Regions from separate parts of the Homo sapiens genome. Here region 1 is linked to region 2. The links are chromatin loops, found by intact Hi-C in ENCODE. Cell type or tissue: OCI-LY7. All regions are shown on one strand. Links, peaks and the distances in the headings refer to the core of each region. The heading gives the core; the rest is flanking DNA.

Region 1 (15,330 bases), core at 2,794-10,793, 200 kb after region 2:
GAGGTTTGTGGATAAATAAAATCGCTCAAGGAGAGTAATACATTGGAAAGAAGGGAGGTGTAGAGCAGAACCTGTGGATTAGCAGTAAGGGAGACTGAGAAGTGGTTAGCTGAAGAAGGAACAAGTATACCAAGAAAAAGTAGGTAGATAAAAATCACAAATTGAAGATGTTTTGGGACCTGATTGTTTGCAGTAGATTTTCTGTATTATTTTTTTCTATACCATATGTATGTATAATTAGAAAATTATTTTAAAATCGTATTGGTTTCGTGTAATTAACAGTCCTATATTGTTACCTGGGCAAGTTAAATAGTCCTAATTGTCCCTGAGTTGTTAGAGAATGTTTGTGAACCACTCAGCACAGACCTTGACAGATAGGTTTTTGTTTTTTGCTTTTTTGAAGTACATGATATAGACAGGAACACAGATTTTTAAATGGTAGCTGTTACTAAGTGTGGGAGAGAGCTTTGACTCTGGCAGTTTGGGATGGCCTTTCAAAATTGACAAGTGTGGTTGTAAGGGTTAGAGAGTAAGTTGGTGATGAATGATACACTACTCTTTGGAGAATAAAGAGCCAGGTGTGAGGGTAGAGTGTTCTAGGATTAGGAGACTTGGATGTGTTTGAAACCTGAGGAGTAAGAAATTGGTGGAGAGAAGGGACTCTGAGAGGATGCCAGCAGTATTGGCTACAGCTTTTTCATCTTCCCCAATTATCCAGTAAAAGCAGAGCTCCCTTTAATATTGGGAGCAATATTAATATGTTTACTCTTATCACTTGTATTTATCATTGTATTAGAGGTCCTAACAAGTACAATAAGGCAAGAAAAAGAAATGTATACAGTTTAACAAGAGGAAATAAAACTTTGTGTTTGCAGGTGAAATGAAAATCCTAAGGACTCTGTAGAAAAACTATATATGAAATTCCAGAACAGCCAAATAATCTATGATGGGAAAGAAAATCAGAATGGTTTTATGGTTGCCTGTGCACAGTGGGGATTAACTGGGAAAGGGTATGAAGGGAACTTTCTGGTTGATGGAAGTGTTAATAATCTTCAAAGAAGTTAGGGAGGTATTAGCATTTTAAAAACTCATAGAATTGAGTATATTTTATATGTGTACATTTTACTGTATGAAAATTTTAGTATTAAAAAATATTAAAATTACCAGTAGTGAAACAGATTTAAACCTCCTGATATGATGGCACTGAGAAATATGCACCATCACCTCTGTAACATTCCTTCCAGAAATGCATTGCCTGGATCTAATCATAGGAGACCTCAGACAAGCCCAAATTGAGGATTCTACAAAAGAATTGCAAAATAACTGGCCTGTAGTCTTCAAAAATGTTAAGGCCATGAAAAAAAAAAAAGCTCCAGATTAAAGAACTAGAGATATGACAACTAAAAACAACATGTAAACCTAGATTAAATAACTACTGGGTGAGGCAAAACCATTTTGCAAAAATTTTCTTTTGCTAAAACATCAGTGGGACAATTTGAATAAGTGTTGTAGATTAGATAATAGTATGTATAAGTGTTAATAATTACTCTGATTATGTAAAAGATATCCTTTTAAGGAAATACATATTTAAGGGTAAGTGGCATCAAGTCCTGCAACTTGCACATGGTTCAGGAGAAAGAATGGGGAAGCAAATGTGAAATATTAATACAGGTTGAGCATCTGCAGTCTAAAACTTTTTGAGTGTGGATGTCATGCCACAAGTAGAAAATTCCATACCTGATCTCATGCAGCAGGTCGCAGTGAAAACTTTTGTTTCCTGCACAAAATTATTTGAGACAGAGATTCACTCTTGTGTCTCAGGCTGGAGTGCAATGGCGCGATCTTGGCTCACTGCAACCTGCGCCTCGTGGGTTCAAGCCATTCTCCTGCCTCAGCCTCCCAAGTAGCTGGGATTACAGGCATGCGCACCCCTACGCCCAGCTAATTTTTGTATTTTTAGTAGAGGCGGGATTTCGCCATGTTGGTCAGGCTGGTCTCAAACTCCTGACCTCAAGTGATCCGCCTGCCTCAGCCTCCCAAAGTGCTGGGATTACAGGCGTGAGCCACTGTGCTCAGCCCTGAAATTATTTTAAAGTAAAGTTAAAAATAAGACAAAGCAAGTAGAGTTGAGGAACCAACAAAATCTACAGATGCCATCTACGTCAAAGCAAAATGATATTTCCCCACATACCCGTAAAGGGATAGGGACAAACCACCAAAATCTATATAAGAGGCTTGGTTAATACTAGCATTTGTGCAGGGGGAACTGAAGGGAAGCAGCAGAGCACCTGACAGCATAAAGAATGCTAACAGAGCCAACCGTTTTTCTGGAAAGCTCGTAGGGCATATTTGAGAAGAGCAGCAGTTAATCGGGAGTAGTTTTCCGTAATGGAATAACAAGTAAATACAGGGGCTCTGGGATAAGGTATGAAGGATCTGACTGGACCAGTCAAGAGTTCAAACCACACAGTAGTTTGAATAGAGAAAGTTAATATAAGGAATTTAACTATAGCAAGATTGGAGTAATGAAGGATTGACTAGTACAAAGTAAAAAGATCTTTAAAGAAAATAGAAATAGCACGTAGTCACAGTTCAGTGGCTCACGCCTGTGATTGCAGCACTTTGGGAGGTCGAGGCAGGGCGATTGCTTGAGTCCAGGAGTTTGAGACCAGCCTGGGCAACGTGGTGAAACTTTTGTCTCTACAAAAAATTTAAAAATTAGCTGGACGTGGTGGGTACCTGGTAGTCCCAGCTACTCAGGGGGCTGAGGTGGGAGGATTGCTTGAGTCTGGCAGGTCGTAGCTGCAGTGAGCCCAGATGGCACCACTTCATTCCACCCTGGGTAACAGAGTGAGACCCTGTCTCAAAAAAAAAGAAAAAAACATACACACAGACATATATGCATACATACAAGGAGCAGCCACTACCCTTAGGGCTAAGACAGTGTGTCCAAGAATGAGTCCCCCATTTCCCTACCACCACCCCAGGGCTGAGATTCATACCTGGTTAGAAAGGGCTCAGTTGTGGCTCACTGAATGGCAGAGTAATTGCTGATGTGCTTCTCTGGGGAAGCGTGCTGAAAGGCTTTTCATGAGAGGTGTCACTCTGCTACAAAACTACTCAGATGAGGTGCTGAGGGAAGCTGCTGGTCTCTGAGCTCACTTATATGTCAGAACCTGGCTTTGAGGAACTGGGTGCTGTGGGAGCCTGCTGAAAAACACACAGGAACAGGAAGTAAAAATCTCTCCATTGTTCTCCGCTGGCAGAAGTTAACATGCCAGCTGTCAAAGGAAAAGTTTTAAAGTGTCCAGGCACATTTTTGCTCAACAGGCAGAAGGGATGACTTTGTGACTAAGAAGCGGTAACCAGCACAGGGTTCTATCGTTGTTCATGCTAGCTGGCCACTATACCCTTCCAGAACAAAGCCCGTCACTGAGGACAAACTGTTGGAAATATAATCCAGATTGAGCTGCAGAGAGACAAGTTAGTAGAGACGAAAGGAAAGGTTCAGATAAAAGCGGTAGGGAGAAGATAACCAGGACATTAAAGAACGTAAACCCGGGAGGCAGAGGTTGCAGTGAGCCAAGATCGCACCATTGCACTCCGGCCTGGGCAACAAGAGTATGAAACTTGGTCTCAGAAAAAAAAAAAAAAAAATCCTAAGAAGTTGGTTTAAAAAAAAAAATCATCTGGGAAAACTCAAAATAAGGGGCTAGAACTCTTGAAAAGAAGTAATAATAAAAAATTTCAGAAAAATACTGAAGAATAAAGAGAATAAATAATATTTTTCAAGAATTAGACAGCGAAGGAAAATTTTTTAAATGAAGGAGAAATACATAGGTAAAAAATTAAAACTGGGAAAAAAAAGTTTGGCAGAAAAGATCTAATATAGATATATAATAGGATCTTCCCACCCCGCCCCCAGAAAGAAAACCAAAATAAAGGAATAGCTTAAATACTGACAAGTGGCCGGGTACGGTGGCTCACACCTGTAATCCCAGCAGTTTGGGAGGCCGAGGGGGGCAGATCACGAGGTCAGGAGATCGAGACCATCCTGACTAACATGTTGAAACCCTGTCTCTACTAAAAATACAAAAAATTAGCCAGGCATGGTGGCGGGCGCCTGTAGTCCTAGCTACTCGGGAGGCTGTGAGGCAGGAGAATGGCGTGAACCCGGGAGGTGGAGCTTGCAGTGAGCTGAGATCGCGCCACTGCACTCCAGCCTGGGGACAGAGTGAGACTCCGTCTCAAAAAAAAAAAAAATACTGAAAAGTATAATTCAGGAACATTTTTCTGAAATACATTTAGATTTGAATCTACAAATTGAAAGGATAGCCAGGATGACTAAGACATACTCTTACAAAATACTAGACTTGAACAAAAAAAGAAAGATATCCTTTGGCCATTCAGGCATAAAGACTGAGTTGTTAAGAGAAAGAAAACCAGATAGACTGTGACAGCAAAGCTTTATAACAAGTAAATGGAGTAACAATTACAATAAAGAAAATGTGAGCCAAAGATTTTGTGCTTTGTCAAGCTAATGTTCAGTTATAAAGATCACAGACAAACATCAATGTGTAAGTACTTGGAATATTGCTCTTTCCGGCATTGTTTCGCGCTGCCACAATGGTGTGTGTGAACATCCTACCTGTTGCTCTCAAGAGTATCACCAATGCCGAAAAGAGAGGGAAACGCCGGTTCTTACTAGGCCATGCTCCAAAGTCATTGTCCAACTTCTAGCTGTGATGATGAAGCATCGTTACATTGGCAAATTTGAAATCATTGATGATAACAGAGCTGGGAAAATTGTGAACCTCACAGGCAGGCTAAACAAGTGTAGAGCCCCAGCTTTGATTTGCAACTCAAAGATCTAGAAAAACGGCAGAACAATCTGCTTCTATCCCAACCATTTGACTTCGTCATATTGACAGCCTTAGCTGGTATCATGGACCATGAAGAAGCAAGACGAAAACACACAGGAGGGAAAATCCTTGGATTTTGTTTCTAGGGATGCAATACATATTTACAAATAAAATGCCTCAAAAAAAAAAAAAACAAAAAACTTCGGAATATCGTTCCCAAGACTTTTCCTGAGAACTACTGAAGAACAAGCTTCTGACAAACTAACCAGAAAGATTACAAAAGGAATGGTGGTAAATACTAAATGTATGGTTAATTGTAGAGCTAAGAAGAAATGAGGGTTAAAAGAGAGTTAGCATGTGATAGTTATATGATCTCACAATCTGGACATAGTATAACTTTTTTAAAGTGGGAAGATGGGGAGAACATGTCCAAAAAAAACAAAACATTTTGGTCACTGGTGAAATACTGACATTGCTATTCTGAAACTTGTGCATAATATGGAATAAAGCAATTAAATATGATATTCTATACTTTGTATGCTTGAGAATCAGGATTCTTGTAGGAGGAAATAAAAACGTAAAATAGATGTTCCGTAAAATCCACAAGGGTACTCAGTTTGAATTGGGAATATCAGTAATAAGTTATGAGGTGTTTTAGCTTTGGAGTGAAAAATACATACTTCTAGGCGGTTCTGTCCACTGAAAAGACATAAAAACAGTGAACAACCCCATAGCAATGAGTGGCTCTACTGCCTGGATTGTGATCTTGAAATAGTTTATCCAGACAGCATACTTAAAAGAAGAGCTTGGAATATTTTTTCAAACTAGATAACAAAGAAGTAAAGAACTACTTAGGGTTGTAGCAAAAGGATTTAGAAGCCAAATTGAAGAGGGTTCCATAGGCCAAACATGGGACAGTTTTATGCATCAATTAATAATAATAACGACGAGGGTTGAATCACATCAAATTGGATTTAAATCTGTGAATTCACAATGATACCTACCTCACCTTAGGAACAAGCATGTATCATATTTTTTCTATATGAACTGTACTGTTGAATTGCCAAATAGGGGAAGTTCCTATTTATGGAAGTATACTACTTTATAAAGAATTGTAAAATTAGATCATTGTTTTTGCATCTTGTATTGAGCTGACAGTTTTAGGCTATGAGCACCAGTGTCTGCCAGCATCACTAAAAGAAGCACAACCACATGTTATTTGTGTGTGTCTCCTAATGGAAGAATACAAAACCACTAAGGATTCTGTAACCTCTAGAACCAACTACCAATTTATAGAAAGAGGCTTAAGATTTTCTAAAAACTAGTAGATTAAAAGCTGAGATTGTTTTTGGAGACAAAACTATAGTGTCAAGGGAGACACAATGGGTTAGTAAAAAAAAAAAATGCAGTGATCACCATAAGTATGAGTAGTTTTGGGGTTTTTTTCTAATGAGATTTGTAATGTCTTTCTGGTTTGTCTGGTAATGTTATGTTGCTTAAACCATGTAGTGTTTAAAAGAACTTTTACCCATTAACTTATTCATTTGTTTTATATTTTTCCTGTTTATATTTTACAAGTTTTAAAACTGTATTTTTTAAAACAGTAGAAAGAGATCAAAGATACTGTATAAATAGGAGCATTGTCTCTGAGAACCCTGGGTACAACATGCCTATTAAAATGAAACAAGGAAACAACCACAGCTTTTATGGCTGGGCACTCCTTCTGCCTCTACCACTCCATCTAGAGGAATGTATTTACCTGTCCTTGAAAATCTGTCACTGATTTGTCCACTTATATAGAGAGTTGGTAGTTTCATTTGCATTTGTGCTTGTTCTCCTATTGTAGTGGTTCTCACCTTGATTGCTTGGAAAATACATACCTGCTAGAGGCCCTGCCCCTGGAGATTCTGATTCTGAAGCTCTGTAGTGGAGCCTGGGTGTCTTTTTGTTGTTTGTATAATGTTCACAGGCAATTGTGCTGAAAAGCCATTTTCCTGCTGGGCACAGTGGCTCATGCCTGTAATCTCAGCACTTTGGGAGGCCAAGGTGAGTGGATCACTTGAGGTCAGTTCGAGACCAGCCTGGCCAGCATGGTGAAACCCTGTCTGTACTAAAAATACAAAAATTAGCTGGGTGTGGTGGTGCGCACCTGTAATCCCAGTTACTCAGGAAGCTGAGACAGGAGAATTGCTTGAACCTGGAAAGTGGAGGTTGCAATGAGCCAGGATTGTGCCACTGTACTCCAACCTGGGCAACAGAGTGACACTCTGTCACAAAAAAAAAAAAAAAAAAAAAAAAAAAAAGCCATTCTCCTACCCTGTTACCAGATCGTAAAGTTTGGGCTAGGACAGCAGTGTCATACGATTAGTTATTAAGTCTAGTCTATTGCTCTTAACTCTTCCCTGCCCTTTCCCTTATCTCGTTCTCTACTTCTGTTACCTTTATTACCCTCCCGGACTATGGAATTGATCTCCTAATGGTCTCTTAGTTGATGTTTAAATACCTCAGATCCATCCTTTAAGCTGCTACTAGAGTGACGGTTGTAAGTTGATAATTAGATAATGTTAACTGCATGAAAGATGGATCCTCATTACCTGTAGAATAAAACTTAATCTCCCCTAAGAAATCCTCCACAAGCTGGCTCTTGCCTGCTTTGCCAGATACCTCTTTCCCCACAGAAGGGTCCCCTCCTTCCCTAGCACTACTCATGCTGAACTATTTGCAGACCTGAATATTCTGTTCTTTTTAATGCTTTCTGTTCCTGGAATTACCGTTTTTCCAGCTTTGGAATTCATCTTTAAGGATTCTTAAATCACCTGTTAGTAAAGCCTTTTCTGATAGCACTTCTCTTTCAAGTAGAATTGATGTTTCTTACTGAGTACTCCTTCTTCCCTAATATGAATTTTTTTCATCGTCCTTGTAACCTTTTATTGTACTTAACTTGTCTAGAAGTTTTTATAGCAAAACTGTGACCCGTGTGAAGACAGGGGCTCTTTATTGTATTTCTAGCACAGTCCTTGGCATATGGTCTGCCCCTGCCCTACACCCATCTTAGAAATGCAGTGAATACTATACATTTCACTGACCACATTGTCCTCCTTTAATCTGAGGAAAATGATCCACATTCTTGTTCATCTAACTTTCAGTGCCTCCTTATTTGGCATACATATCCTATAGGAAAGTGGGAATTCGCACATTTAGTCTGTTTATTTAAAATAAATGAAATCCCTTATATCAAAGGAAATGAAACTCAGGAGAACCTAATATTAACATAATACCTATTGATTTTGTGTTTTGATATTTTCTGTTTGTTACGTTTCTGAATACAGTGTCAAATTAGTAAGTGTTGCTAATATGTAAAATATGTAATTATTTGATAGGTTCCATGGTGATGGCTACTTTGTGAAAAGTGCCAAAATGATCAGCTTTCTGTATCAACCATTCATATCCCTTTTTTCCTAGCCTTCCTTGAATCCAGAAGCTGGCAAACAGCATCAGCCATGCAGACCTATTGGGACACCTTCTGGAGTATGGGGTAGGTAGATTTTGCCATTTTAAAGGCACAACTTTAAAATTTTTTCTTAGCAGGGAGGGGAGCAAAGATTCCTTATCTCTTTTTATCTCTTGTTTCTCATCTCATGCATTTGCCCATGGTAACTAACATCTGACTGTAGCGGGTTATTCTGCCCCCTACCCCACCGCCCAACCCCCAAACACCACTGAAATGTTACCATGGTAGTAGAGTCAAAATACAGACAACTGAGAACTTATAGAACCGTGAATTTGGAAGCAGTTGTTTTGGTGGTGTTTGTTAGTCTGTTTGTTTGAGACAGTCTCATTCTGTTGCCCAGGCTGTAGTGCAGTGGCGCAATCTCAGCTCACTGCAGCCTCCACCTCCCTAGCTGGGACTACACCATGCCTGGCTAATGTTTGTATTTTTAGTCCAGACAGGGTTTTACCATGTTGATCAGGCTTGTCTTGAATTCTTGGCCTCAAGTGATCCACCCATCTTGGCCTCCCAAAGTGCTGGGATTACAGGCATGAGCCACCGTAGCCAACATGGAAGCAGATTTTAAGTAGAAAAAGTTCATGAAAAGTAACTTAATTAACATTGCTACTTCACTTACTTTTTTTTTTTTTTTTTTTTGAGATGGAGTCTCACTCTGTTGCCAGGCTGGAGTGCGGTGGCGAGATCTCAGCTCACTGCAACCTCAGCCTCCCGGATTCAAGCTTTTCTCCTGCCTCAGCCTCCTAAGTAGCTGGGAATACAGGCCTATGCCACCACGCCCGGCTAATTTTTGTTATTTAGTAGAGATGGGGTTTCACCATGTTGGCCACGATGGTCTCGATCTCTTGACCTCATCATCCGCCTGCCTCGGCCTCTCAAAGTGCTGAGATTACAGGCGTGAGCCACCATACCCAGCCCATAACAATATATTCTTAAACATTCATATATATGTATGTTTAAATATTCGTGTGTGTGTGTGTGTGTGTGTGTGTTTATGTGTATGTGTGTGTATATATATGTTTGTGGTTTTTTGTTTTGTTTTGTTTTGTTTTTTGAGACAGAATCTCACTCTGTCGCCCAGGCTAGAGTGCAGTGGTGCGATAGGAATCTGTATTTCAAACCAAACCTCATCTGTGGCATTGGGATCTTTGGCATTTACAAATTGGACTCTCCTGGTTTCTTCATTAGACATGTTGATAGCCAAGAACATGGGAAGTCTTTAACATATCTAAATGATGGGTTTAGAATCCAGTATTGTAGGATTAAGATTGATCGATGTACCTTCTCCTCTTTGCTAATGGTGTATACCTTTGCTCCAGTTTGCCTCATCAGAGGGTTTCATGGCAGACTCCAATCCCTGATTACCTCATCTCTCTATTCTCATGCTGACAGGAGCTGCTACTTTTAGGTGTTTTTTTTTGTTTTGTTTTTGTTTTTTTGAGTTAGGGTCTGACTTTGTCATCCATGCTGGAGTGCAGTGGCACAGTCATGGCTCGCTGCAGCCTCGACCTGGGCTCAAGTGATTCTCCCGCCTCAGCCTCCTAAGTAGCTGGGACCACAGGTGTGCACCACCATGCCTGGCTAATGTTTGTATTTTTTGTAAAGATGGGGATTTGCCACAGGGTTTGCCAGCCCAGGCTGGTCTCGAACTCTTGGGACTCAAGTGATCTGCCCACCTCAGCACCTCCAAGTGCTGAGATTACAGGCATGAGCCACAGTGCCTGGCGCTTGGATTTATTCTTGTTGGGTTCATGCTTAACTGATCACACTGTCCATCAGACATATTGTGCCCCTGAAGGACTGCTAACATCTTTGGACTTCCTGGCTGATTTATAAATTTAGTATCCAGTTCCTCATATGCTGCATTTTTTTGTACAGTTCCTGAGTAGTCTCACTTTTGAGAGTATCTATTAAGTGCATACCAGGGAATGTTTAATCCCTCTGTCTCAACTGTCAGCTGTTTTGTTGACTAAGGCCTTTGTATAAACTATGCTTCATGTTACACAACAGGTTTGACATTCTGTTGTCTCTCCACTCTTGTACTTCACAGAAAACCCGCCTAGTGCCAAGCAACCCTCCAAGATGCTAGTTATCAAAAAAGTTTCCAAAGAGGATCCTGCTGCTGCCTTCTCTGCTGCATTCACCTCACCAGGATCTCACCATGCAAATGGGAACAAATTGTCATCCGTGGTTCCAAGTGTCTATAAGAACCTGGTTCCTAAGCCTGTACCACCTCCTTCCAAGGTATGATTTAGAATCAGGGCAAGAACCTTATACAAGAGAGGTTTGGGAATAAATCAGGAAAAAATTAATAAATTTGTTTTTTCTTGCCGCATCAGTCACCAGATATTCTTTCAGTACCTGTTATATGTATACAGCTTTCTTTGCTTTTTTTTTTTTCTTTTTCTTTATTTTTTTGAGACAAGGTCTCACTCTGTCACCCAGGCTGGAATGCAGTGGCACAATCATGGCTCAGTGTGACCTCAGCCTCCCAAGTAGCTGAAACTACAGGGGCACGCCATTATGCCCGGCTATTTTTTTTATTTATTTTATTTTTTGTTTTGTTTTGTTTTTTTGAGATGGAGCCTCGCTCTGTCACCCAGGCTGGAGTGCAGTGGCACGATCTCAGCTCACTGCAAGCTCCACCTCCTGGGTTCACACCATTCTTCCTCAGCCTCCCGAGTAGCTGGGACTACAGGCGCCCGCCACCACACCCGGCTCGGTGTTTTTTTGTATTTTTAGTAGAGACGGGGTTTCACCGTTGTTAGCCAGGATGGTCTCAATCTCCTGACCTCGTGATCCGCCCGCCTCGGCCTCCCAAGGTGCTGGGATTACAGGCGTGAGCCGCCACGCCCAGCCATTTTTTTTTTTTTTTTTTTAATTATTTTTTGTAGAGACAGAATCTCATTTTGTTGCCCAGGCTGGTCTCTATCTCCTGGCCTCAAGGAATCCTCCTGCCTCAGCCTCCCAGAGCGCTGAGATTATGGGCGTGAGCCACCACACCTGGCCCCTCTGGTTTTCTGTAATAGCAACAACATCCTAATCACTCAGCTTGACTATCTTGGCTACTTCTCTTCTCTTCCTCCTTAGTCATTCTCCTCAGCCAAGGAATTACAAAGTCCCTGTTATTCTCTCTATGCTGTCCTTGTTCAGGACTTTGTCTTCTCACATTTACTGTTCTAGTATACCTTTCTATTTTCTCATGTCTCTGTGTCCTACAGAACTGCCAGAATGATCATTCCAAAAACAATTGAATATATCACATGCCTTCCTGAATTCCTTCAGTGGCTCCAAACAATGTATGGCAGGGATTGGTAATTTTTTTCTATGAAGGGCCAGATAATAAATATTTTAGGCTTTGCTTGATATATATGATTTTTGTTACACATTGCCTTTTTTTTTTCCAGCTCTTTAAAAATGTAAAAATAAGTATGAGCTCATGAATCATACAGAAATGCCTTGGTCAAGATTTGGCCCATGGGTCATAGTGTGCTAGTCCTATAGTCAGTGTGCAGAGTAAGCAGAGGTCTGTGAAGTTTCTCATAGCCAAACTCTAATCCATCTTTTGCATCTTATTGCCCCTTTTTTCTCTTACCCGGGAAGAAATTATTCTTCTGGCGCATGCCATCCTCTCTGTGAATAATTTTCTTTCTTTTCTTTCATCTATTTATTTAAAATAGTGATTGGGGTCTCACTATATTGCCCAGGCTGGTCTCGAACTTCTGGGCTCAAGCCATCCTCCCACCTTGACCTCACAAAGTGCTAGGATTACAGACGTGAGCCACCGTGCTCACCCTCTGAATAAATTCACTGGGAGTTACTATCCTAGTGATAATGATTGGAGTTTTCAAGGTAGATTAGATATACAAGAGAAGAGGATGGAAGAAGAGAAGAGGATAGAAGAGGAGTAAAGAATGGGATAGTACTGAGAAACTAGTTCAGAAAAAAATGGTAAACTCTCACAGAAATACAAGTGGGTGAGTTTGCAATAGCAACAGGGGTAACAAGTTGAGGAAAATAACTGAGAAAAAACCTTAGTGATTATCTTAGGAGACTTTTGAGTTGATGTTTTTAGGGAATAAAGTAGGGCTGAAACAGTATTTCAAGGGCTTTTGGAAATATGTGGAGGTAGTGGCACCTTTTAACCTTGACAGTAAAAGGAACTAGATAGAATATAGGCAGTGGAAAAGATAAGTGAATGGATGAGGAAGTCTGTTGGAAGAAGCCACTGGAAGCAACTTGAACTGTACTTGGAAGAGATCATTAAAGGATTATGGGCCAAGAAGAAATATGTGGGAATAAAACTAATTGACAAGTACAGTTATCTTTGAAAAGGGTTTAGGATACTTAGGGTTTATTTTCCTCTGATGTAGAAGGGAAAGAATGTGAATTCAAGTGAAGAGAGCAACTATTACAAAGAAACAGCTGAGCATGGAAGTTAACTGCCGGGCTATGGAATAGACAGATTTCACCTTACACCTTCTTCATCTTACGTCCTTGAGCAAGTTTCTTCACTTCCCAGTCTCAGTTTCTTCTTCTATAAAATAGACATAACAATGCCCCCCTTTTTTTTGTGAGGAGTAAATGAGAAAATTTTATGAAATACCTAAAACTGGCATATAATAAGTGCCAATAAATGGTAGCTATTGTTACCAACCTGCCAGCACAACTTATGTTTGTCCCATTTCTTGAGAGTTTATAAAGACTTTCTTAAGTGTTACTTTAAGATGTCTGCAAGCATTCTGCAGGACTACAGAAAATATAAAAATGAGTAAGAAAATGTCATTGTGTCCTCAAGGATCTCATAAATCAAAAGGTAAAAAAATTTTTACAAGGATAAAAATTATGATACAAAACTTAAGATCACTTTAGCCCTGTTGTGAGTCAGGGGTAGAATGAAGATTGGAAAACTAATATAAAGGCTGCTGCTCTTGAAGCTTGAAGAGGATGGTAACAGTTGGCAGAGAATGGCAGAGATGGTAACAGTTGGCAGAGGTGGTAATGGCAGATAGTGGGAGGCAAATTAGGCAGCAAAAGAAAACAGAAGACATTCTTCCTGGGAAAATTGGGGTAAATATGGAAGGTCAGGTTTCAGGAAATGTGATTGTGGTTCTGGGTACGTAGGATATGAGATGTTAGAGGGAGGAAGAGGTAAGATAACTAATAAGCAGATGTTGATTTATCCATTCATTTTATCTAAACATTAGCAATAATTATTGAGTATCTGAGTAGTAAACACTGTGTCACTAGAGACACAAAATAATACTTGGCCTGTAATCGCAAAGAGTTTACTGTCTAGTGAAGAAAGAGTTATTTGAAAAAAATTGTGCTTCTCTGCCTGGGGAGGGTCATCAAAGTCTTTACGGATAACTGGGATTCAAATACATGATAAAGGAAAGAGAACTGCCATTTGTTGACATCTTACTATGTTGCTTGGTTAGGGCTTTTACACATATTAAAGCATTTACTCTTTTAATCCTGGGATATAGAGAATACACACTGTGGGGTTACATAGCTAATAAGTGATAGAGTCAGGCTTTTAACTCAGGTCTGACTTCAAAACCAGGGCTCTTTCTACTGTTCCAGAATGCCTCCTGTCTTGAAGGATGAAGAATAGAAGAGGAAGTTGAGAAATTAATCTTTTGACTCAAACTTAACTAAGTTGAAATCTTTGTGACACTTTCTAGGGTTGTGATCTTAAGCAAGTTATTAGATTTTGCTAAACTCTTCTTGACAGTAAATTGGAGCAAGTACTTGGAATATAGTTTTTGAAACATCCTAATTACCCAGTAAGTGGACGTTTAAAAACAGTAGTACAGTAGTTCATTAGAAAGCAAGTAGGTAGGGCATTCTCGGCAGAGGGAACCTGTTGTTAACCAGAAAATGGATGCAGAATATGGTATGTTTGGAGTAAAGGAACCATATTGGTTCGGTATGGCTGGTATGTGAAAGTGAATGGGGAAGTCAGACTTGATGGAGGCCTGTATAAAAAGAACAGGAGAGAAGTTAAAGTAGGTAGAGATGCAATTTTACATATTATCTACACAATTTTAACATTTTAAACTGAAACAGTTATAAGTAATTGCTTTTTCTAATGAAATTCACCTAGTTCAACAGACTACAGAAGAAGAAGAGTACTGAGTCTGGAATGCTAGTATACTTACATCCATTGAAAAGAAGGGAATTCAAGAGGTAAAGAGAGAACTGAGAGAGTGAAGCATCAGGAAATCAAGAAGGGAAAAAGGGACAGGTTCAGAAAATATTCATAATGAGCAATATCGCATTTCCCAAAGAAGACAGGTTTTTTAGAGCTGGCCTTTGTAATATAAGGATGAAAGTTTTGGTTATTTATGAAAGAGTTTTACTAAAATTGGGGATAGAGGTGAGTATTGCAGGGAACTAAGCAGTAAATAGTTAATGAACGAGTGAAAGATAATGTATACTGACTTACTCAGAAGTTTGGCAATAAGAAGGTGGTATATAAGATTGAGGGAAAATAAGAAGTCTGGCCTTTTTCTCCTAATTTCAATAAGGTGGATTAGCATATTTGATAAACCCAAAAGGAAAGAGAAGAAAGTGCTAGAAAGGGAGGAGGACATTCCTTTGAACTTGAGGGGCAAACGGCAGAGGAGGTGGGAGAAAGTTTGAGCCCAGTGATTTTAGAATTTTTAGTCCAGTAGAAGAAGATTCTGAAGTGGAGCAAGCTAGGGTTGATTCAGAATTTAGAGGAAAAGGAGAGAACATTTAAAAAACAACAACAAAAAAAACTGGTTATACAATTCACTTTAATGGACTTTTACATGTATAATCATCTAATAAAAACAGGTGTGGGGCATAATGATTTTTCCAGGGGGTAGTCTAGCTATCTCATAGGGTTTAAGTTACTGAAAATTAAGTTGAAATAAAATTGGCACAGACATAGATATTCTGTTTTATGTAACAGAGTAAATCTTTTGTACT
Region 2 (15,330 bases), core at 3,657-11,656:
TACAAACACTGCTAAAAGAAATCACAGGTGACACAAACAAAAGGAAAAAAATTTCATGCTCATGGATTAGAAGAATCAATACTGTTGAAACAGCCATACTGTCCAAATCAATCTACAGATTCAGCATAATTCTTATCAAACTACCAATGTCATTTTTCACAGAACTAGAAAGAACTATTCTAAAATTTACATGAAACCAAAAAAGAGCTCAAATAGCCAAAACAATCCTAAGCAAAAAGAACAAAGCTGCAGGGATTACATTACCCAGCTTCAGACTATACTATAAGGCTACAGTGTTTAAAAAAAAAAAAAAAAAAAAGCATAGTACTGGTACAAAAGCAGACACATAGACCTATAGAACAGAATAGAGAACCCAGAAATAAAGCCACACACCTACAATCTTCTGATCTTTAGCAAAGTCAACAAAAATAAGCAATGGGGAGAGGACTCTATTCAATAAATAGTGCTGGGATAGCTGGCTAGGCACATGCAGAAGAATGAAACTGGAACCCTACCTTTCACCACATACAAAAATTAACTCAAGATGGATTAAAGATTTAAATGTAAGACCTCAAACTGTAAGAATCCTAGGGAAAAAACAAACAAACAAACTAGGAAACACCATTCCAGACACTGACCTTGGGAAACAATTTATGACTGAGTCCTCAAAAGCAATTGCAACAAAAACAAAAATTGTCAAGTGGGACCTAATTAGACTAAAGAGTTTCTGCACAGCAAAAGAAACAATCAGTAGAGTTAACAGCCTACAGAATGGGAGAAAATATTTGCAAACTATGCATCTGACAAAGGTCTAATATCTAGACTCTATAAAGAACTTAAACAATTAAACAAGCAAAAAACAACCCCATCACAAAATGGGCAAAAGACATGAACAGACACTTCTCAAAAGAAGATATACAGGCAGCCAACAAACATGAAAACATGCTCCACATACTAACCATTTGAGAAATGCACATCAAAACCACAATGAGATACCATCTTATGCCAGTCAGAATAGCTATTATCAAAAAGCAAAAAAACAACAGATGCCGGCAAGACTGCAGATAAAAGGGAACACGTATACACTGTTGGTAGGAATGTAAATTAGTTTAGCACTCTGGAAAGTAGTTGGGAGACTTCTCAAAGAGCCTAAAACTGAACTACCATTCAACCCAGCAATCCTATTACTGGGTAAATATACAAAAGAAAACAAATCATTCTACCAAAAAGACACATGTACTCACATGTTAATCACAGCACTATTCACAATAGTAAAGACATGGGATCAACCTAGGTGCCCATCAACAGTGGACTAGATAAAGAAAATATGGGCGGGGCACAGTGGCTCACGCCTGTAATCCCAGCACTTTGGGAGGCTGAGGCAGGCAGATCACGACGTCAGGAGATCCAGACCATCCTGGCTAATATGGTGAAACCCCATCTCTACTAAAAATACAAAAAATTAGCTGGGTGTGGTGGCGGGCGCCTGTAGTCCCAGCTACTCCAGAGGCTGAGGCAGGAGAATGGTGTGAACCTGGGAGGTGGAGCTTGCAGTGAGCCTAGATCGCGCCACTGCACTCCAGCCTGGGTGACAGAGAGAGACTCCATCTCAAAAAAAAAAAAAAGAAAAGAGGGGGTCCAGCTTTAATCTTCTGCATATGGCTAGCCAGTTATCCCAGTATCATTACTTGTTTTTGTCAGTTTTGTCACAGATCACATGGTCATAGGTGTGCAGCTTTATTTCTGCCGGAAATAAAGTTCCATTGATCTATGTGCCTTTTGTACCAGTAACATGCTGTTTTGGTTACTGTATCCCTATAGTACAGTTTGAAGTTGGGTAACGTGAGGCCCCCAGTTTTGTTCTCTTTGCTTAGGACTGCCTTGGCTATTCAAGCTCTTTTTTGGTTCCATACGAATTTTAAAATCGTTTTTTCTAGTTCTGTGAAGAATGTTCTTGGTAGTTTGATAGGAATAGCATTGAATCTGTAAACTGCTTTAGGCAGTATGGTCATTTTAATGATATTGAGTCTTCCTATCCATGAGCATGGTGTGTTTTTTCATTTGTTTTTGTCTTCTCTGATTTCCTTGAGCAGTGTCTTCTAATTCTCATTGTAGAAATCTTGCACCTCCCTGGTTAGCAGTATTCCTAGGTATTGTATTCTTTTTGTGGTAATTGTGAATGGGATTGCCTTCCTGATTTGGCTCCCAGCTGGGCTGTTGTTGGTGGATAGGAATGCTAGTGGTTTTTTGTATGTTAATTTGGTGTCCTGAAACTTTGCTGAATTTGTTTATCAGTTGAAGGAGCTTTTGGGCCAAGATGATGGGGTTTTCTACACATACAATCATGTCATCTACAAACAGGGATAATCTGACTTCTCTCTTCCTACTTGAATGCCGTTTATTTCTTTCTCTTGCCTGATTACTCCGGCTATACCCTTAACTATTTTCATAAATCCTTCAAAGACTACCTGTGTCAGGGGTCACCAAAACCATCCCCAGGTTCCATGATCCTCCAGGAGTACTCACAGGACCCTGCATATAATCAGCATATGGAAAAGGTGCATGAGGCAAAGTCTGGAGGAAACCAAGCACAAGCTTCCCAGAGTTCGCTCCCAGTGAAGTCACATAAGACACACTTATTTCTTCCAGCAACACCTAGTAACTATATCCATGAAATGTTGTCTACCAGGAAAGCTCACCAAAGACTCAGTGTCCAAAGTTTTTAATGGAGCTGCTCACACAGGCACCCTCTTGCCTACTACATACCAAAATTTCAGACTCCCAGAAGGTAAGTAAATGTTCAGCATAAATCACATTGTTTGCACAGTAAGTCACTCTTATCATTCAAGGAAATTTTTATCAGTGTAGGAAACTGTTTACCATTCAAGTTTCCAGATACCAGCCAAGGGTCGGCCTTCCGCACAAGCCTTTCTAAGGATAGTAGTCTCAGGACTGCTATATTAATGGTTTATTGTACACTACTACTATTTCTTAACATTGCTATCTCTTAAGGCCACCAGTCTACACATGCTGAAACCAGCCTTGTTCCCTATACATTCTATAGATAAGACATATTGCAAAAATGAAGAATGACAACTCAATGTTCTGGAGAAAATAAAGGAGAACATACGTTAAACTAGGAATAGGGTCTAGTAAATATTAGTTCTCTATTGCAACTAAACTATCACTAGTAATTATATTGTCTATATGATAGAATGCACCAGTAGCACTGCTTTTCAATCTTTGCTCAGCACTGTAAATATACCAGTGCGAAGCAACACATGACAATAACAGCCTAATTAAAAGACTAGTACTGGCCGGGCATAGTGGCTCACACCCTTTGGGAAGCTGAGGCGGGGAGATGGCTTGAACCCAGGAGTTCGAGACCAGACTGGGCAATATGGCAAAATCTCATCTTAAAAAAAAAGAAAAAGGGAGGCCCCAGGGGGATTTGGCACGGGTACTCCTGTGAGCTGCTGCTCTTGTGGTTGGTGAGACTGCCTGGGTCTAGAGTGCAGAGCTCCTCTGTGGCCGCGAGGACGTCACTATACCTAAAGCACCAAAGGGAAAAAGTGCAGGATGGGAAAAAAAGTCATTCATCCATATAGTAGAAAAGCAGCTCAAATTATGAGAGAGGCCCACAAATAAGAAAAAAAGGAAAAATTGAAGAATGAAAAGGCCTTGTGTTTCAATCTTATTGGTGAAAAACTGCAATGGTTTCAAAATCATCTTGATCCCCCCCAAAAAAAGATATTCAAACAAAGATGCTTGTGAACTAACTGAAAGGTACTTAAATTAAATTGATTTAGCAGTGAGTTGGAGCAGATTGAGTTACATAACAGTATCAGGGACAAGCAGGACAGGCAGCACTGTTCCCAGGACACCATCATCAAGCAGACGATGGAGCGGGAGGGACAGCAGTATAAAGGATGTGGCTTTGAGATTCCAGACATTCTAAATGCAAGTAATCTGAAAACATTTAGGGAATGGGACTTTGATCTGAAGAAATTGCCAAATATTAAAATGAGAAAAATCTGTGCTAATGATGCAATTCCCAAGAAGTGCAAGAGGAAAACTATTATAACTACAGACCAAGATTTAGTGGAATTGGAACTAAACGATGAATCAAATGACTCAGAAGAGGAAATGACTGGATTAGCCTAATCATCTTCACTTGAATTCAAAATAAATAATTTGAGAGCTTCAAATTATATTCATTGATTATGGTACATAATCATCAAGATACAAGAATTTGATGTTGACATTCTCTTATATGATGAGAGTTTCATTTGCAGTTTCAAAAATGGTGTTATTAATTTTTTTTTTTTTTTAAGACGGAGTCTTGCACTGTCACCTGGGCTGGAGTGCAGTGGCATCATCTCGGCTCACTGCAACCTCTGCCTCCCAGGTTCAAGCAATTCTCCTGCCTCAGCCTCCCAGGTAGCTAGGATTACAGGTACCCGCCACCACGCCCAGCTAATTTGTTTTGTGTTTTTTTAGTAGAGACTGGGTTTCACCATGTTGGCCAGGCTGGTCTTGAACTTCTGACCTCGTGATTCACCTGCCTCGGACTCCCAAAGTGCTGGGATTACAGGTATGAGCCACCGCACCTGGCCTATGATATTTATTTTAAAATGAAGATTGCTTTTCATTTATATTAAGTTGCTAAAATAGATAGACGTGATCTGCAAAAGTTGTTTAATCTTTTTCATCTAAATTTCAGGCCGGGGGGAGCAATATAACTAAGGACAGAAAATGTTTTGATTTTCTTGTATATTTATGATCATCTAATTTCACATTTTGTGAAACGGACAGTAACCTGTTTCCTAAAAGATTCCTGTCACTACTTTTTGAGCTGTGATAACAGCAAAATTGTCTTTCAGTAATAATATCAAATTAATCCTTCTTTAAACATTAAACCTATTTTCTTTTTTTTTACAACATAAGGGAAAATGTGATAAAAAATTTGTATACACTGGTGGATTATAGATTATTATTTATCTTTTGAACCAGAGTTAAATGGTTAAAAAAAAAATCAGTGATGATTGTTATGTTGATCTCCCACAATTAATTTATCTTTTGAAACGGGATAAAGAGGCCAGGCACAGTGGCTCATGCCTGTAATCCCAGCACTTTGGGAGGCCGAGGCGGGCAGATCACAAGGTCAGGAGTTCGAGACCACCCTGGCTAACACAGTGAAACCCCGTCTCTACTAAAAATGCAAAAAACTAGCCGGGCATGGTGGTGGGCACCTGTAGTCCCAGCTACTCAGGAGGCTGAGGTGGGAAAATGGCGTGAACCCAGGAGGCAGAGCTTGCAGTGAGCCGAGATCGCACCGCTGCACTCCAGCCTGGGCGACAGAGACACTCCGTCTCAAAAAAGGAAAAAGAGGATAAAGAATTTCAGTTTAGCTCCTTTTAATTGTATATTATTTTTTGCTTTTTTATTGTGAAAAGTGACAGGTTTTATTTGTGGAGAGAGAACTAAAGATTAGAGACCCAGTGATTTTAATTATGTTACTTTTTCTTCTAAGAGATAAATTAAATTGACATGTAATTCAGCATTTTCAGCATCATGAAAAACATAAATGTTGTACAATGTTTTTCCTAAAAAACTTGTTAAATACAAGTATCCTTAATATGTTTTTAAAAGAGCACAATGCAGGTGTATTTGAGTCTCTTCAAGAAAATAATAAAAACATTAATGCTGTATTAGGTTAACTGGATATCAACTAAGTCTTGTTAACAGTTTAAAGTATCATAACTTTTTTTAACCTCTGAAAATTAAAAATAAAATTTATTTCTGCAATTTCAAAAAAGAAAAAGGAAAAAAACAAAAAGACTAGCACTGATATTTTTTGTATAAGAGTAAAAACAAAACCTGCTCTTATAACTTTTTACTAGTGGTTTAATAATGCCGTTCTCCTTGACATATATGACACCTTACCAAAAACTTGCATAAACGTTCTCCCATGTATTCTAACCATCAACAAATTCAGTAAGATCTCTTTCTGTAACCTCAACTGCTATGGTATGAATGTGTTCCCCAAAATCCATGTGCTGGAAATTTAATTTCCAATGCAACAGTGGTGGGAGATTTGGCCTTTTGAGAGGTGTTTAAGTCATGAAAGCTCTGTTCTCATGAATGGATTAATGTCACTATAAAAAGGGCTTACAGGAATGGATTTCTTCTCTATTGCCCTTCCACCTTCTGCCACGTGAGGAAACACCAAGAAAGCCCTCATCAGATGCTGGTACCTTGATCTTGGGCTTCTGAGCCCCAAGAACTCTAAGAAATAAACCTTGATTCCTTATAAATTACCCAGTTTCGAGTATTCTGTCATAGCAGCACAAAACGGACGAACAAACCAATCAACCAACAAATTTATCTAAAAAAATTTTTTATTTTAAATGCCTTTTAAAAATTTAGATGCTTGGCAGGTGCAGTGGCTCACAACTGTAATCCCGATAGTTTGAAGTCTGAGGCAGGATTGCTTGAGCCCAGGGGTTCGAGACCAAACTGGGAAACACTGTAAAATCCCACCTCTACAAAAAGTTTAAAAATAAAAATTAAGCTGGCCGCGGTGGCTCACACCTATAATCTCAGCACTTTGGGAAGCCGAGGCAGGTGGATCACTTGAGGCCAGGAGTTTGGGACCAGCCTGGCCAACATGGTGAAACACCATCTCTACTAAAAATACAAAAAATTAGCTGGGCATGGTGGCAGGCGCCTGTAATCCCAGCTACTCAGGAAACTGAAGCAGGAGAATCACTTGAACCTGGGAGTCGGAGGTTGCAGTGAGTCACTGCACTCCAGCCTGGGCAGCAAGAGTGAAACTCTGTCTCAAAAAATAAATAAATAAAAGTTTAAAAATAAATAAAAATAAAAATTAGCCAGGCATCGTGGCCCATGCCTGTAGTCCCAACTACTCAGGAGGCTGAGGCAGGAGAATCACTTGACCCTAGCAGGTTGACACTGCGGTGAGCCAAGGTTGCACCACTGCACTCCAGCCTGGGTGACAGAGCAAGATCCTGTCTCAAAAACAAAAACAAAAAAAAGTAAGGCTGTCTATAATTTTTGTAAGACAAATTCAAGATAAGAAAAAAATTTGACGTCACTATTTTTAAGGTATCTTAAATTCTTTACAAATTAACACAAAAGAGATGATAAAAATGCTTAACTATTCAAGATGAAATTCAGCTCCGAATTTGTTCAGGCAAAGTATTTAATGTGTTCTTTTACTTCTCTCTTAAGGATGCTCTTGAGAGTAAGCTAAGACTGCCAATATACTGCTCAAGTCTCATGAAATTTCAAAACTTTTATTTTAAAACCTCTTAACATTACTCATATACCCTTCAAAAGACACTAGATGGCATTAGAAACAAGTTCCTCTTACAAAAAGAAAAACTAAGAGTGAAAAGGACAGCAATTCTCAAGTGAATGCACTTTATCTAAACTCCTACAGTTCTTATCTAAGTTGAATACTTCACTGTCTAACATTATCTATCCTTTCACATGTAATTTTTTCATGTTCCCCTACATTCCTTTTATTTCTCTTTACTCTCTCCCATGGTGATTTAATCCACAGCTTCCAAGTCCACATCTATAGCCCTAAACTGCTGTACTTTACTCTGGACATCTAACTCTTGAAAGGATACCTAAAAAGTGATATCCACATGCAAAAAAATAAACTCTTGCCTCACACTGAATATAAAAACTGACTCAAAATGGGTCGATGAAGTAAATATAAGAAGTAAAACCATAAAATTCATAGAAGAAAACACAGAAGTAAATCATGACCTTGGAGCTGGCAATGGATTCTTAGATATGAAACCAAAAGCATAAGCAATAACAGAAAAACACAGATAAGTTAGACTTCATCAAGGGCATTTTTAAACTTCAAAGGACATTACCAACAAACTAAAAAGACAACACACAGAACAGGAAAAAAATTTGGAAATCATATAACTAAGGGTCTAATACCCAGAATATATAACAAACTTAAAACAACAAAAAAATTCAATTAAAAAAAATGGGCAAAGGACTTGTATAGACATTTTTCCAAAGAAGATATATAAATGGTCAAAAAACACATGAAAAGATGCTCAACATCATTAGTCATTACAGAACTACAAATCAAAACCACAATGAGGTACCACTTCATACTCACCAGGATAGTATAACTAAACAATAATTTTTTAAATGGAATATAACAAGTTGACAAAGATATAGAGAAACTGAAACCTTCAGTACATTGCTAGTGGAACTGTAAAATGGTAAGCTATTACAGAAAACAGTTTGGTTATTCCTCAAAAAGTTGAATTACCGTATTTCTTTGTGATTCCACCCCAGGTATATCCCCAAAAGAACTGAAGACAGGTACTCAAGTACATGTATACATATAGTTCATAGCAGCACTATTCACAGTATCCAAAAGGTGGAAACAGCCCAGTGTCCATCAATGGATAAAAAGTTGTGTTGGACACATACAACGAGATATTATTCAACCAAAAGAAGGAATAAAGTACCAATATATGCTAGAATGTGGATGAACATCCAAACATTATGCTAAATGAAATAAACCAGATACAGAAGGTCACATATGTATAATATTATTTATATAAAATATCCAGAATAGAGAAATCCATAGAGACAAAATGCAGATTGCATGGAAGGGGAGTGGGGAGAAAGGGCTTAATGGATAAGAGGTTTAAATCTAAAGTAACAGGCAGGTTTTGCAGCTAGATAGAGGTGGCAGTTGTATTGTGAAAAACAAATCTGCCAGTACTAAATGCCACTGAATTGTTCACTTTAAAATGGTTGATTTTGTTATGTAAATTTCATATCAATATTTTTAAAAGGATATGTACACCAGATTACCTGTCATCATCTGAGAATCAAACTCATTAATTTTCTCCCCCAAACCTGTTCCTTTTCCTGTATTCTCAATTTCAGATAAAAGTAACAGCCAGGTACAGTGGCTCATTCCTATAATCCCAGTACTTAGGGAGGCCAAAGCGGGTGGATCACTTGAGCCTGGGAGTTCGACACAGAAGAATACAACGATCACCTAGTGGCAATCAAGCAGACCATCCGAAGACAAAACTCCTTATCTGAAAAATTGAAAAGTAATTAGACTTCTCTATTATCTAAAGCCAGCATCTGGTACCAGGCTTCTTTCCCAAAAATTTATAAGTAACTAGAATTTCTATACATCTCCAGAATGCATGAATGTCAAAACTTATTTTGCAACCCTTGCTAACATCAAGGCACCCAAAGTCTACAAATGTAATAATTTACCATGACCTACATAACTAATATGGTCCAAATTACCCTAAGGTCCTGCTTTAAAGTCCATAAATACCCCTAAGGAAAATCCACCGCAACACACTCAGTCCTTTTTGCTGAATGAAGCACTGTACTGCACTCTGCTGCAGCATTCTATCTAATAAAACTTTCCTTTCTAAACCTATACTGCTGTCAGTAAATTCTTTTACCACCAGTGAGCCAACCACTCTCCACTGCCGGGTTCTGACACCTTGCCCAGCAGAGACTAGCCCGCACAACATGGCGAAATCCTGTCTCTACAAAAAAGTCAAAAAATTAGCCAGGCATGGTGGCATCCACCTGTGGTCCCAGCTACATATATAAGGAATACATGTATTTCTTACTGTATCACAGTAATTATATATATATACAGAAGAAATATATATATGTATATATTTCTTTATACGGTAAGAAATATACACAATATTTCTTACTGTATCACAGCTACTAATAACTATTTGAAGTACCGAGGCATAAAAAGAAAAAAATATATACATTTTGTTCATATTGTTAAATGACAAACCTGAGACAAGTTAAATTTAATGACTTAATTGAACAAAAAACAGATTTGCCAGGTGCGGTGGCTCACCCCTGTAATTCCAGCACTCTGGGAGGCAGAGGTGGAGACTGGAGGATTGGTTGAGCCCAGAAGTTTGAGACCAGCCTGGGCAGCACAGGGAGCCCCCACCCCCAACCCCCATTACAAATAATAAGGAAATGAAAACTGTGGTCCCAGCTTCCGGGAAAGGTGGGGAAGGGAGCAGCCTGAGGCAGAAGCATCACTCAAGCCCAAGAGGTCCAGACTGCAGTGAGCCATGTCACTGCACTCCACCCTGGGTGACTAAGCAAGTCCCTGTCTCAAAAAAATAGAGATTAATGAACCAGTTAGCATCCAGTACCAAATGCAGTTCAGAATGTTCCATCCCCCAATGCATGTAGGCTATATTTATAGCCAGAGAAACAGAAATGACATACAGAAGTAGCCTGATGGGCTGCAGTTCAGGTGTTTGCCTTATTTGAACATGCTTTGGCAATATTCAGCCTATATGACTGGCTGAAAACTTGGCTGCTATGCTTGACTGAGGCTCAGCTACTTGTTACAAGAGTATACTCTTAGGTTAGGTTGCAGGTAGTTTATATATTAAATTAGGTTATAGTTCACTATGTAGGGAGGTAGCTTTTGGCTGCCTCTAAATTTAACTATAAATCTGGCACTATGCTATTTTAAATGGATTGTCTCATTTCATCCTAAAAACTGCATGAGCGAAGTCTTAATATTATTTTGATTTTAAAGATGAGAAAACAGAGGCTTAAAGAGGTTCAGTGACTTGTAGAGGGTCATATGATTACTAAGTGGCAGGAGTAGGATGTGGAACACAGGTGTACAGCCTGAGTTTGTATTTACTTTTGTAAAGTAGAAGGCATTCACAATGATTTCATTCAAATATATTTTCTTGAGTAGAAATGAAAAAAGTATAAATTAACGGGTAAACCCACAGGAGTTGCATGCAAAGAACATTCATTATGACTTCTAGATTTCTACCTCCAAAGGTAGAAGGTAGTGATATGTATTAAAATCCAAACAGACAACAAAATCTGTTAATAACTCTTTAACACAAGTTTTACTCATCATTCCACCCCCTTGTAGATACACTTCAATTTGTCTTCATTCCATTAAAAATAAATACTGAAGAGCAAAAATTTTTCTTTCTGATAAAAGCCAATTTTTTTCCTTTTATAGGTTAAGCTTTTTTTACTCCAAGAAACCTTTGCCCCACCTAAAATCACAAAAATTTTCTCGTTTTCCTCTACACATTTTATGATTTAAGCTCTTACATTTGTTCAATTACCCACTTCAAGTTAATTTTTGTACAGCATGAGGTAAGTATAGAGGTTGATATTTTTGTGTGAATTGTTTCAACACCATTTGTTATGAAGACTACCTTTTCCCCCATTAAATTGCCTTGGCAAATTTGTCTATTTGGTTCCAGTGATCTATATATCTATCCTTATACCAATAATCACACTGACCCGATTACTGTTCCTTTATACAAAGTCATAAAATAAGTTTGATTCCTCTAACTTTGGTCTTCTTTTTAATATTGTTTTGGTTATTCTAGGTCCTTTACATTTCAATACACATTTGAAATCAGCTTGATATTTTCTGAAAAATACTACCTGGGTTTTGATCGGGACTGCATTAAATCTATAGCTTAATGGAGAAAATTTACATCTTCATGATATGAGTCTTCCTAGACTGGGCACCAGGTGGTTCATGCCTGTAAGCCAGCATTTCGGGAGGCCAGGGCAGGAGGATTGCTTGAGTACAGGAGTCCAAGACCAGCCTGGGCAACATGGCGAAACCCCATCTCTACAAAAAATACAAAAATCAGCCAGATGTTGCTGGGCGTGGTGGCTCACGCCTGTGATCTCAGCACTTTGGGAGGCTGAGGCGGGCAGATCACGAGGTCAGGAGTTTGAGACCAGCCTGGCCAACATGGTGAAACCCCATCCCTACTAAAAATACCAAAAACTAGCCAGGCATGGTGGCAGGCACCTGTAATCCCAGCTACTGGGGAGGCTGAGGCAGCAGAATCACTTGAACCCGGGAGGCGGAGGTCGCAGTGAGCTGAGACCATGCCATTGCACTCTAGCCTGGCAAACAGAGCGAGACTCCGTCTCAAAAAAAAAAAAAAAAATTTGTGATGGTGCCTGTAGTCCCAGCCACTTGGGAGGCTGACATGGGAGGATCACTGGAGCCCAGGAGGCGGAGGTCGCAGTGAGCCAAGATCACACCCCTATACTCCAGCCTGGATGACAGAGTGAGACCCTGTCTCAAAGGAAAAAAAAAAGAAAAGATATGAGTCTTCCAATACACAAAAATGTTGTATCTCTCCATTCATTTAGGTCTTCTTTAATTTGTCTCAGTAATGTTTTGTAGTTTTCAATGTACTGGTCTTCCAAAATGGTTTCTGGAATTTATCTTCAAGTAGTTCATATTTTAAACTATTGCAAACAGTCCTGATTTTTAAGTTTTGATTTCTAATTACTCATTGTTAGTATAGAGGGATACAACTGATTTCCACATTTTTCGTATATAAATATTTGTGTAAAACTGATAAGAAAATGAAAATGTAAGTCACAGACAGGGAGAATATGTTTAGAAGGCATATATTTGATATATAACTTGTATTCAGAATATACGAAGATTCCTGAAACTCAATAAGACAAAAAAAATTTTTTTTTAAATAGACAAAAGTTTTGAACAGACATTTGATCATAGAATGTATATATATAAAAATAGCTGACTGGGCGCATTGGCTGACACCTGTAATCCCAGCACTTTGGAAAGCCTAGGCGGGTGGATCACCTGAGGTCAGGAGTTCAAGAAGAGCCTGGCCAACATGGCAAAACCCCGTCTCTATTAAAAATACAGAGAAAATTAGCCAGGCATGGTGGTGCATGCCTGTAATCCCAGCTACTCAGGAGGGTAAGGCAAAAGAAGTGCTTGAACCCAGGAGGCGGAGGTTGCAGTGAGCCAAGATCATGCCACTGCGCTCCAGCGTGGGCAACAGACCGAGACTCCATCTCAAAAAAAAAAAAAAAAAAAAAAGAATATATATAATTGGCAAATAAGCACATAAAAATATGTTCAATCTCATTAGTCATTAGAGAAATGCAAATTAAAATTAAAACCACAATGAGAAACTCCCACACATCCACTAGTATGGCTAAAATTTAAAAAATGATAGCCGGGTGCGGTGGCTCACACCTGTAATCCCAGCACTTTGGGAGGCTGAGGCGGGTGGATCCCCTGAGGTCAGGAGTTCGAGACAAGCTTGACCAACACGGCGAAACCCCACCTCTACTAAAAATACGAAAATCAGCTGGGCGTGGTGGCGTGCGCCTGTAATTTCAGCTACTTGAGAGGCTGAGGGAGGAGAATGGCTTGAACCCGGGAGGTGGAAGTTGCAATGAGCCGAGATTGTGCCACGGCACTTTAGCCTGGGCAACAAGAGTGAAACTCCATCTCAAAAAAAAATATATGATAATACCTAGTACTGATAAGATGTGGAGCAACTGCTGGTGGAAATGCAAAAATGGTATAGCCACTTTAGAAAACAGGTTGGCAGTTTCTTATAAAGATAAATTTACACTGGTAAATATACATTCCACCAGTTTCATTCCTAGGTATTTACCCGAGAGAAATAAAGCATATTCCACACCAAAACAAAAACAAAAAAACTTATATGAACTTTCACAGCAGCTCTCTCTCTAACAGGCAAAAACTGGAAACAACCCATATGGTCATTAACTAGGGAATGGAAAAGTCTATATACCCATGCCAATGGAACACTTTTCAGCAATAAAGAGGAACAAACTATTGATACTCAAAACAACATGGATGAATCTCAGGAGGATTATGCTAAGTGAAAAAAGACACAAAAGACTATATACTGTATGATTCCATTCCTATGAAATTCTGGAAAAGGCAAAACCACAGTGACAAAAAGCACATCAGTAGTTGCCAAAGGCTGGGCCTGGGGAGAGAGAACAGACAGCAAAGGGACACAAGCGAACTTGGGGTGGCAGATATATTCTATACCAGGTCCATGGCCTGTTAGGGACCAGGCCACATGGCAGGAGATGAGCTGTATGAGGGTGAGCATTATATATTCTATACCAGGTCCATGGCCTGTTAGGGACCAGGCCACATGGCAGGAGATGAGCTGTATGAGGGTGAGCATTACCGCCTGAACTCCGTCTCCTGTCAGATCAGCAGCACAGCATTAGATTCTCGTAGGGGCATGAACCCTATTGTGAACTGCGCATACGAGGGATCTAGGTTGCACGCTCCTCATGAGAATCTAGCTAATGCCTGATGATCTGAGGTGGAACAGTTTCATCCTGAAACCACCTCCCATCCCCCCTCCACCCATCTGTGGAAAAACTGTCTTCCATGAAACCCGTCCCTGGTGCCAAAAAGGTTGGGGAATGCTGTTCTGTTCTATACCATAATTCTTATATAACTATATCATAATTGTGGTGGTGGTGACACAACTGTATACATCTGCCAAAAGTCATCAAACTGAACACTTAAAACGGGTGAATTTTATTCTATGTAAATTATACCTCAATAAAGCCAACTGACATATAGATATAGATATCTCCACCTTTCACAGTAGAAAATGCAAAACTACAGCAGCAGAAAGGTAATACTGAAAGGGGAAGTGCTGAATTTGGAATCTCTTTATAATACTGAAGTAGGTAAAACAAACGTCTATGGGTTTTTCCTCTTTGAACTCGTGAAAATTAAGGAAAAATAAATTAAGAATGATGGGATTACTTTTCAACTAAAATAATATAAATTAAAATAAGAATCTTTTTAATGATGAGAAAAGGTTCTAGGTTCTAAGAAAAGTCTTGGAGTTTTGTTATTTCCTTTAACAGCATACTCCATGTGACCTCAACAGACAGTTCTAAAATATTATTAAAATATAATACTAATCAAAGCCACAATAAGACACCACTTGACACCCACTATGATGGCTATAATCAAAAACACAGAAAAGTACTGGCAAGGATGCAGTGAAACTGGAACCCTCATATATTTCTGGGAAGAATATAAAATGGTGTAGCAAACCAAAAGTGTGGTAGTTCTTCAAAAAGTTAAACAAAGAATTACTGTATCATCCAACAAATCTACTCTTAGGTACATACCCAAAATACAGAAAACAAGTATTCAAAACAAATTCATGTACACAAATACAGCAGTACTATTCACAATGGCTAAAAGGTGGAAACAACTCAAATGTCTATCAGCAGACAAACGGATAAAAGTGTGGTTTACCCATACAACAGAATCTTATTCAGCCATAAAAAAGGAATAAAGTATTGATACATGCTATAATGCAGAAAAATCTTGAAAGCATTGGGCTAAGTGAAAAAAGCCAGGCACAAAAGGGCACATATTTTATGATTCCATTTATATGAAATATTAGA

What was found. A loop is a pair of places that touch in the nucleus more often than their neighbours do. Peaks named below come from ENCODE experiments on the same cell type or tissue, not always from the same donor. Only the 100,000 strongest peaks of a DNase experiment are listed, where the experiment ranks them.
Region 1: it touches region 2 in a loop (6-fold over the local background); 2 of 110 quality-filtered maps call a loop at or near these places.

What each region holds. Positions count from the first base shown.
Region 1 is chr1:45,635,494-45,650,823 of GRCh38, reverse strand. It overlaps GPBP1L1 (GC-rich promoter binding protein 1 like 1), which reads left to right. Exons shown (of 13, transcript NM_021639.5): 7 at 8,325-8,397; 8 at 10,421-10,614. It also overlaps the pseudogene RPS15AP10. Among named protein-coding and RNA genes, the nearest start is that of CCDC17, 19 kb to the right of the region's middle. In OCI-LY7, for the core only: a CTCF peak has its summit at 6,609; DNase peaks (open chromatin) are centred at 5,973 and 6,593; H3K4me3 peaks cover 806 bases; H3K27ac peaks cover 2,728 bases.
Region 2 is chr1:45,835,826-45,851,155 of GRCh38, reverse strand. All of the region lies in intron 3 of MAST2 (microtubule associated serine/threonine kinase 2), which reads right to left. It also overlaps the pseudogene TMA16P2. Among named protein-coding and RNA genes, the nearest start is that of MAST2, 40 kb to the right of the region's middle. RefSeq lists an enhancer at 11,828-12,329. In OCI-LY7, for the core only: CTCF peaks have their summits at 7,162, 7,369 (motif pointing right), 8,868 and 9,067; DNase peaks (open chromatin) are centred at 7,375, 9,535 and 10,255; H3K4me3 peaks cover 3,769 bases; H3K27ac peaks cover 4,389 bases.